2 separate regions of the Homo sapiens genome follow, and region 2 is linked to region 1. Evidence: chromatin contacts called from ENCODE Hi-C data. All regions are on one chromosome and are shown on one strand. Each heading gives the region's core, a stretch centred on a gene start or an enhancer-like site at or near the end of the contact. The rest is flanking DNA. Distances are from core to core; before and after follow the strand shown.

Region 1 (4,728 bases), core at 683-3,182:
TAAGGAAGCTAACGTTTTGTGACTCTTATTTGGGTACTATTGTTTAAACTATTACTACTTTCTTGCTTAGCAGGTCATTCATTCACTTCCCTAATTGCTGGTTGCAGGGCTAGCTAGGTGCCTGGAATTTCCCTTGAAGGGACTCAAATGTTTCTTTATTTTCGTGCATTGAATGGGGGGCTGGTGGCAGACCCCTAAGAGAGGTTCCTGCTCTGTCTCAACACTTGTAGCCAGTGGCAAATCTGGAACTAGAATACTGGTCTCAGCAACAGGAATGTATTCCACAAGCCTTCGTAGAACCTCTTCTAGGTACTCTTCTAGAAAATAAGCTAGGTGTGGTGGTGCATGCCAGTAGTCTCAGGTGTAGTTCAGGTGGGAGGATCCCTTGAGGCCAGGAGTTTGAGGCTGAAGTGCGTTATGATTGTGCCTGTGAATAGCCACTGTACTTTAACCTGGGAAACATAGCAAGACCCCGTCTTTAAAAAAATAAACAGGAGAATGAGACTCCAAAGTGTTGATAGCTAGTGATGTGTGGCCTCTTTATAGGGTGTGTATGATTTTGTATTTTACAAATCCTTCTATAGATAATATAACCAAATTAACGGTAAAAACTCAGTAAGGTATGCAGGCAACTAGAAAATTATTAACCCTATTTTATAGACGAATAAGTCAAAGTCCAGAAACAGAAAAGTATCTTTTATAAAAAGTACACATGAAGTTAGTGACAAAATCGAATCTCAGTCCCCAGTTCCTGCTGTGCTACTGAGGCTAAACCGCAGCCGGGCCTGTGGCAAATGTTTAATCAGCTGTTGACTGAAGAAAATAAGGTCCGCCTGCCCAACAGCAACCGTTTGTAGAGTCTCAGAGGCCCAGCTTCTGTCTGTATCTACCTCATGCCCCAGAGGCAGCTTCTAGCAGCTCCGGAGAGCATCCTGCCAGTGGGAGTTGACCCAGCTGCGCCCCCTTTGAGGGAGAAGTGTGAGGAATTTCCTTACAATGGGGTGGGGAGTTGCGAAGATACTCCTTCCTGAAGGTCTGGCAGTCTGGACCGGGGTGGCAACTGGGCGGAGATGATTCCGCTCACGGGAACCCTACCTAGTAACCCGACCTAGTAACGTAACCTCAGAGCCGTTCCTCAGCTAGAAAACAAAGGGATTAGGCCGGGCGCGGGTTTGTAATCCCAGCACTTTGGGAGGCCGAGGCCGCAGGGTCACTTAAGCTCAAGAGTTCGAGACCAGCCTGGGCAACATGGCGAGACCCCCATCTCTACAAAATATTTAAAAAGTTAGCAGGTTGGGAGGTTCGGTTGAGCCACGGGTTCGAGGTTGCACTGAGCCATGATCGCGCCACTGGGGTCTGAGCGAGACCACCTCCCTGAAACAGAAAACGAAGGGGTCGGGTATAATGATTTCTAAGGTCCCTCGTAGTGAACCCTAAAAGTTATCACACCCCACGGTGGGGCTATCGCGGCTTGAGGGCAGCCACAGCCTCAGCCGGGGTTTCTGTCCGGGCCCTGATGGGTCCCCAGCAGGGAGAAACAGCGTCCGGCGCGCTGTGGCGCTCGGCGAACGTGCGCTGAGTTCAGGCGTTACAACGGGGTCGCACGCGGAGTCCAGGCCTGGCAGGGGTGCCAGGACGCCGCCGGCCATCTGGGGCCCGACCTCCCAAGGTCTCCTCCCCGCGGCCGGCGGCTAGCGCGCTCACGGCGCCCGGGCCTTGCGCGCCCGCCGGGGGCGAGGTCAGCCCTCCCCCCTCGGCTATTGGCTCCAGAGAACAAAGGAGCCGCCCCGCGGGCTGCTCCGATAGGGCCGGGCGGGTCATCTGAGCGGCGCAGCCAATGGAGTGGCTGGGCGGCCCCGGGGATGGCCAGGCCCGCCAGCCAATCAGGCACCCGTGCCCGCCCCGCCTGCCCCGGGAATGGCCAGGGCCGGGAGCCCGGTGCCCAAGTCGCCCTCGGGGTGGCAGTTCCCGTTAACCTTAGCCACAAAGTCAAAGGTATTTATTTCCCCGTCGCCTCCCTCCGAGTCCCTCTGCATTTTGGGCGGGGAGGGGCGGTGCGAGGGATGGACCAGCGCCCGGCCCCGCTCCTCCCGTGCTGCCTCCGCCCGGCCCGGGCTGGGGCGGAGGGATGGGGCGGGGGCCTGGGGTGCCCCGAGCCCCGCGCGCCCCCCGAGCCCCGGGTCTCAAGCGTTCCCTCTGCCCCGACACAGCCGAGGGGAAAGGGGCGCGGCCGAGGGTGGGGAGGGCGCCAGGCCAGGGCAGCGAGGTTAGGAGGGAGGCTAGTGAGAATGGAGGGAGGACGCGGTGGCGAGTAGAGGGGTCGCCCGCGGGCGGTCTCTCCTGGGCTGTCCCGTTGTTCCGAGTTCCCCGTCCCTGTTCGCCTCCCTGATAGATCAGTTTCTGGGGGCAGGAACCCCAATGCTCGCTGCAGAGTGACAGACACATAGTAGGTGACCAATAAATGTGTGATTAAACGAGCGGGGATAAGGATTGGGGGTGGAGATAAGTGAGAGGGAAGCACCGCAGAAGTTGGAAGTGTGTGGTGTCGGGTGTGGCGGAGAACTCCTCTCTAGGAAGATGGGCACAGCAGCCGCGAACTCGGTGGGGCGGGGTGCGGGCATCCCCTCTGTGAAGAACGTTGAGGATATCTACATGTGGAAGGTGTGGAGATGGGTCCTCCTTCGGCCCTTTGAGCAAGATGATCTGAGCTGGGGCTGGGTGTGGTCAGAGCCCCAGGGGTTGGAGGCGGACGACAGCCCAAGGCTTCACAGCTAACTGTTCCCATGTTCATCTGTAAAATGAAGAGATTAGATGGCAGTTGTCTCCTTTCAGCTTGAAGGTTCATGCTTCCGTGCTTCAAATCTGTTTTGTACTGAAATTTCTTTTATTTAAGTGTTCCCTTATGACAGTTTTTATTAATGGATTACTGTGTGTGGAGCCTGTACTGGGTGCAGGGGAGAGAGAAGGACCCTGTGTTAAGATGCATGTAGTCTTGTGCAGACTAACAAATTGATGACAATGATGATTCCATGTAGATGGTCCTAGGTGCACAGGTTAAACAGAGAAGGGATTCCTGGCTGTGCCTGGTGTGTCCAAAAAGGCTTCCTGGTCAAAGCGATCCCTAATCTGGGCTGGGAAGGGGAGAACTGAGCAAGGGCCTTCCAAGGTTGGTCACAGGGTGCGAGGACACGGTGAGTTCAAGAGCCACGAGAGGATGGGGCGTGTCGGGGTGCAATGGGGAAAGATGAGCAGAGTTGAGTTCTCAGTTCCCTCTTATCCGAGGTGTGCGTGCCAGCAAGTCCATTTGGTGGGGGTCTGGGTTTCTGAAAAACAACTCAAGGACATATGCTAAGATGTTACCTTTAGTTTCTTTAGGCAACCACACGTTTCGTGTGGTCTGACTTCCTTGCTATTATTTTAGCTACGATTACCTTCTTATCAGGTTGCACATTTACTTCTCAGGACCAGCTAGGTGCCTGGAATTTCCCTGGAAAGAACTCAAGATTTTCCTTTATTTTCATGATTGGAGGGCACAGCAGGTGCCTGAAGGGGTCCCTGCTCCATCTCACTTTGCTTTCCCAAGGTCCTTTGAATGCAGCAAGGGATGCAAACGTGTTTATTAATTAAAATGTGACACCTCTTCAGAGATTGTTAGCAGCTGGGTTTATCCTCGGCCTTCAGCTCAGATGCAGGCCCTGACAGGTTCCTGAATATTAGAATTGGGGCCGAGGAATGTAAGTGCAGCTCTCGCCTCTGAAGGGAGGTGGGTGAGGAGGAGGGGGCCAGGGGTGTGGCGCAGGGGAGGTGTGGGTGGGACAGTTCCAGCAAGCGTGTTTACCTCTGGCCGGTGAAGGAAGTCTTGGAAGGAGGTACCTCAGGATCATGGCTGGGGTTGAATTGGGGACCTCTGGGAGGTGGGCAGGCATAGTGGATAAGGCAAGTGACCTGCTTGCATGCAGATCAGGTCTCCTGGGAATGTCGAGGGGAGCAAACTGAAGCCATGAAACCAGGCTGGCTGTTCATACCCTGAGGTACAGTTCTTATAACCCTGAGTGGGGAGCGGGTGATGGCAACAGCAACGACCTAAATCGAATTTGTCTTGCACCTTGGGAATGTCTCTCAGAGTCCTCTCACACTGTTTGCGTCCCGCCATCCCCACCCCCCACCGCCCCCGCCCCACTTGATATAACAATTCTGTACCACGAGCAAGCGTTATTTCCATTTTCAGGTGGGGAAACTGAGGCCCAGAGAAGGAAAGTGGTTTGCCTGGGATCATGTGGCTAACCAGAAGCAAACCCAATCTCAGTCCCTGTCTGGGGCCTCTCAGCGGCTTTTTCCACTATGGCCTGTTCTTTGGGTTGGACAGTGGCCCGCCCTTTCCCTTGGCTCCCCTCCTCTGTTCCCTCCCCAGATTGAGGACTGGGGTGTTTGGGAGACTGAGGTCTGAAGATGGTGGAGTAGGAAGAGGGGAAGGGTCAGGGCTGGGAGAGTGGTCACAGTGGGGGTGGCCTTGTGCTGAGTGGGATCCGGGAAGTTGGAGAGGAGCAGGGTGGGTCATGGGGGGTGGGACAGGGGAGTTGTGGGAGGCTTCAGGGTGCCTGATGCTGGGTGTGGGGATGGAGGCCTCCAGGTGGGGGAGGGGATGCCCACCTGGTTTGGGCTGGGACCTCTGGGAGGGGCATGCAGAACCACCCTGGTAAGTGGAGGGCTCTGCAGACAGTGCCACAA
Region 2 (4,728 bases), core at 642-3,141, 310 kb after region 1:
AAAATGTCATAGTACTCTAAAACATGCACCTCTACTCAGCCCCTGCCCTCTCCTTCCTCACCTCCTCCCAACATCTATCTTACTCCTCCTTTAAGGCTGTAGTCACATCACTTACTAGAACCATGGGACATAGGGGAAATGTTCCATGTATGCTCATGTTCAGAAGGGACAGGAGTGAGAAGGCTTGAACAAGAAATTTCATGAGGGAGATATTTAAAACTGTGCTTGGAAGTCTCTACAGATGATCTAAAAGATGAAGCAGGAGAAGCAATATTTGCATCTCCAAACCTAGAGGAACAGTGCAAAAACAGAAGGACCTATCTCCAGTTGCTGGGAGTGAGACCAGTTGTTAGCTCTCAGCTGTTGAGCCGTCAGACCTGTCCAGAAATTAGCTTATGCTGAAGAGAGATGCCCTATGTAAGTCAAGTGTCTTTTCCAGAGGAAGTTTGCATCCGATGGGGATTATAAAGTTCTGCTCACTCTCCTTCATTCTGAAAGTCCAACCAAACTTTAGAACTCCCTGTAGAGTCTATATTTGTTGTGACTACATCTCAGTCTCACTTCTCCCTGCCTAATCCTGGGTTCTTCCCTTCTCCCTCTAGCACATTTCCTGAGAAGATTCCCTAATAAACTTCCTTCATCCATTTTATCTTCATCTCAACAGTCTGTATTCCTAGGAACCCAAACCTTTGCACATGTACATGTACATATCACTTATGTTAGGAAACGCAGTGATGTAATTTGCAATATTAGTAGGTCAAAAGGAAAAAGACATGGAATTATATCAGTCAACGTCAAAATAAAATTTTCTAAATTTATACCACAGATAAAAGACTTTAATGAAATAGGACTAAGCAAAGTATAGCCACACTGATTTTAAAATAAACTAATTAATTTCCAATAACCAACATCAATATTAATGATAAGATATTAGGTGCCCTACAGGTAAATAAATAATAAAAGCACATTAACTCACTTTTGAAAAGGTAGCAAGCAATTGTAATTATACAAGAGAAAGCAACATAAGATATTTTTGGAAACAAGGAGGGAAAATTATCACTATTTGCAACTGAGTCTATGATAAACCTGGAAACTCCAAGACAATCAAAAGGAAATGTTTTAAATGCTAGGATGTGGAGAAATAAGAACACTTTTACACTGTTGGTGGGACCGTAAACTAGTTCAACCATTGTGGAAGTCAGTGTGGCGATTCCTCAGGCATCTTGAACTAGAAATACCATTTGACCCAGCCAACACTCCAGAGTATTACTATAGACATTTCCTAGACAATTTCTCCCCACAGGGAGGTTCTCTGAAATTACAGAGCTGGACAGGGAAGAAAGGCCCAGAATCCTAGAAGCCATGAATGAGTTATGTAAAAATGTTTTGATGGTTAATGATCCTTACAATCAGACTCAGACAAAAATGTCCCCTCTCAGGTTCCCCTTTCTGTGCCCTTCTTCCCCTGGGCAGTGCCTATCAGAGGCTCCTCTTCTCTCCCAGTGGCATCTGCTTTAGAACAATCCCTGCTGCTGGTGTCAATGAGGTTTAAGCCCTTCTCAGGGGGCCATTTGCATCTAGACAAACTTCTAACTGTTGGGACATATCCCAGCTGGGAAGGACTGAAATCCACCAACTTCCTTGGCATTCATGCCTTTCTTTCCAGTCCAGATGAAATCATTAAAACACTCTTTTTTCACTTTTGAGAAGAAGAGACAGTTGGCCCACATGACAGCAAATAACTACTGATTAACTTTCCATTTAAACTGTTTATTTTGCATAATGGCATGAAAGAGAATTTCAAACACAGGCACGTGGTGGCGTTCATTAGCAGTCAGGAAGCTCAGGAAGATTCAAGAGAGGAAGAAGACCGACTGGAGTCTCGGTTTTACTTTCTTTTTCTCTTGGAGCTGAGCTATAAGACAACAGGACTGAACAGGGAGCCAACTGTTTCTTTGAACAGTAAATCAGGTAAGCCCAGATTTACGAAAAGTTCTGCAGTGTTGATTTCTAGGTCCCAAGCCATGCACAAACATTTTCATTTTTCTTAGAACAAATTTGTCCTATTTTAAGAGAAGCAATTTAGAGTGACTGCCTTTTCCTTAAGTGGAGCCAGTTTACAGGAAACCGATGTAATTTACTTTACACATTACTGGCAAAGAAAGAATTTCCATAGTATAAAGTCAATAAAAAGTGCTAACTGGGAAGAATTTGGGCATTAATCGGTGGCTTTCAGTTTTCTGTGCTTGTACGCTTGGTCTATGCCTGCCAGATTTAAGCAAGAGAAACTAGCTGATGAAAACGTACCGATATTTCTCACTCCATAGTAGTTCCTACATTGCAAGGGCTTCATAACCAGGGGCTGTTGGGGAATGAGAAAAATTCAAGCCATTAATGGATCAAGTGAAGTGTATTTCCAGCTTAAAGGACTGCACGGTTTCCCAGAGTCATAATCTTCATTCACTGAGTCTCTCAGCAAAGACTCAACATGAGGGAGGAGGTTTGGAGAGAGTAGAGGAGGGAAGGAGGCAAGGTGGGAAAAGAAAGAGAGGGAAAGGGAGGACTGAGCCTAAGGTGTAAGGGAAGGCACACCTACAGAGAAAGCTGACAGAAGCGAAGAGTGTGCAGGCAAAACAAAAACAGAAGGGAGCCGGGCTGATCTGTGAGAGGACGGGAGGAAGAAAGCGAGAGAGAGCTGGGCATGAGGCTTACAAATGAAACCCACTTCTCAGCCCCTCAGCAAGTGATTCCAGTTCTCTGTAAAGTAGGAAGTCATTCCTTTCCCACCCACCTTGTCCCTTATGAGTAGACAAATGAAACATGGTTGTTTAGAAATATAAGGATCTTGGCCTAGTGTGATGGCTCACGCTTTTAATTCCAGAACTTTGGGAGGCCGAGGCTGGTGGATCATTTGAGGTCAGGAGTTTGAGACCAGCCTGGCCAACATGGTGAAACCCTGTCTCTACTAAAACTACAAAAATTAGATGGGCATGGTGGTGCACACCCATAATCCCAGCTACTCGGGAGGCTGAGGCAGGAGAATCACTTGAACCCAGGATGTGGAGGTTGCAGTGAGCCGAGATCGCACCACTGCACTCCAGCCTGGGTGACAGAGTGAAACTGTGTCTCAAAAAAAAAAAAAAAAAAAAGAAAGAAAGAAAAAGAAAAGAAAAGAAATATAAGAATTTTTCATGATTTAGAACTGAAAAATAAGTTTCTTGTCTCTCTGTTTCTCAGGAACACCAATGGACCAAAATGAACACAGTCACTGGGGTAAGAAGGTGACTTCACGTGTGTGTGTGTGTGTGTGTGTGTGTGTGTGTGTGTGTGTGTGTGTGTGTTTGGCTCTTCTGATGATGTTGGGGCAAAATAAACAAGGGTGAAGGATCTTATTCTAACTCCCACAGCTACCACCACCAGCAGCTGAAAATTGTGGGGTTTTGTTTTCTTTGTTTGTTTGTTTGTTTGTTTGTTTTGAGACAGTGTCTCTCTCTGTCACCCAGGCCGGAGTGCAGTGGCGCAATCTCGGCTCACTGCAACCTCCACCTCCCAGGTTCAAGTGATTCTCCTGCCTCAGCCTCCCAAGTAGCTGGGACTAAAGGCACACACCACCACGCCCAGCTAATTTTTTTTTGTATTTTTAGTAGAGACGGGGTTTCACCATATTGGTCAGGCTGGTCTCAAACTCCTGACCTTGTGATCCACCCGCCTCAGCCTCCCAAAGTGCTGGAATTACAGGCATGAACCACCAAGTCTGGCTCGAAAATTGTTAAAATACTCACCAGGATCCAAAATATGCATCCAGGCTTTTCCCTTATGCACAAATCTTTCAGATCTCTTTGAAATACTCCTTCTCCTACCATTCAGTCTTCTCTTCCTTCTCTCACATTTCCATAGGTTCTTTGTGTGTGTGTGTGTGTGTCTCTCTCTCTGTCTTTCTGTCTGTCTCTATCATTCCCTTCTCTTCCCTTGTCCTTTCTCTCTCTCTCCTCTTCTTGCACCTGTTTCTGCTATCTGTATGGTATGGGCGTCTCTCTCTCTGTATCTTGACCTCCCCTTTCCCACTCCCTCCTCCTCACTCTCTGCCCCTCGACAGCCCTGTCTTCAGTCTCTTACATCAAGAAGAGCCCAGATCTTCCTCCTTACCAAGTTGCCTTCACACTCAACCCTCACCTGTGAGAAATAGGAGGTCTCTGGCTTCATTGTGTATGGAACTTGTTTATTGATCAAGCTGAACTCTGAGATCCAAATGAGAAACAACTTTTTTTTTCCTCCCAGCCACTGACTCTTATTATGCAATCTTGATTTCCTTTTGTTTTGGTTGCGGGGTGGAGGGAATGGAGTCTGGCTCTGTGGCCCAGGCTGGAGTGCATTGGTGCAATCTCAGCTCACTGCAACCTCTGCCTCTCAGGTTCAAGTGATTCTCCTGCCTCAGCCTCCTGAGTAGCTGGGATTACAGGCATGTGTCATCATGCCTGGCTAATTTTTATATTTTTAGTAGAGACAGGGTTTCACCATGTTGGCCAGGCTGATCTCAAATTCCTGACCTCAAGTGATCTGCCCACCTCAGCCTCCCAAAGTGCTGGGATTACAGGCGTGAGCCACCACGCCCGGCCACAATCTTGATTTATTGATGCCATCTCAGGCAGTTGCCTTTCTGATTAATAGAGACTAGAAGAATAGTCTATTAAAGTCACTATGACACATGTATCAGGTGTTGTACTGTTC

What was found. A loop is a pair of places that touch in the nucleus more often than their neighbours do. Pooled maps may share reads with other maps.
Region 2: a pooled map shows a loop between it and region 1 (3-fold over the local background). The contact joins the promoter of GIMAP2 here to the promoter of ZNF775 in region 1. A Hi-C loop is called at or near these places in 1 of 37 single-sample maps with no recorded cell type and 4 of 50 pooled maps.

What each region holds. Positions count from the first base shown.
Region 1 is chr7:150,377,398-150,382,125 of GRCh38, forward strand. ZNF775 (zinc finger protein 775) reads left to right here and starts at 1,933. Exons shown (of 3, transcript NM_173680.4): 1 at 1,933-1,995. It overlaps ZNF775-AS1 (ZNF775 antisense RNA 1), which reads right to left. Exons shown (of 2, transcript NR_183445.1): 2 at 2,448-2,791. RefSeq lists enhancers at 922-1,081, 3,092-3,151, 4,445-4,728 and a silencer at 1,492-2,301.
Region 2 is chr7:150,683,815-150,688,542 of GRCh38, forward strand. It overlaps GIMAP2 (GTPase, IMAP family member 2), which reads left to right and starts at 1,892. Exons shown (of 3, transcript NM_015660.3): 1 at 1,892-1,971; 2 at 3,238-3,273. The coding sequence starts at 3,246. LOC124901774 (a long non-coding RNA gene) reads right to left here and starts at 3,899. Exons shown (of 4, transcript XR_007060589.1): 1 at 3,783-3,899; 2 at 2,308-2,362. RefSeq lists an enhancer at 1,767-1,966.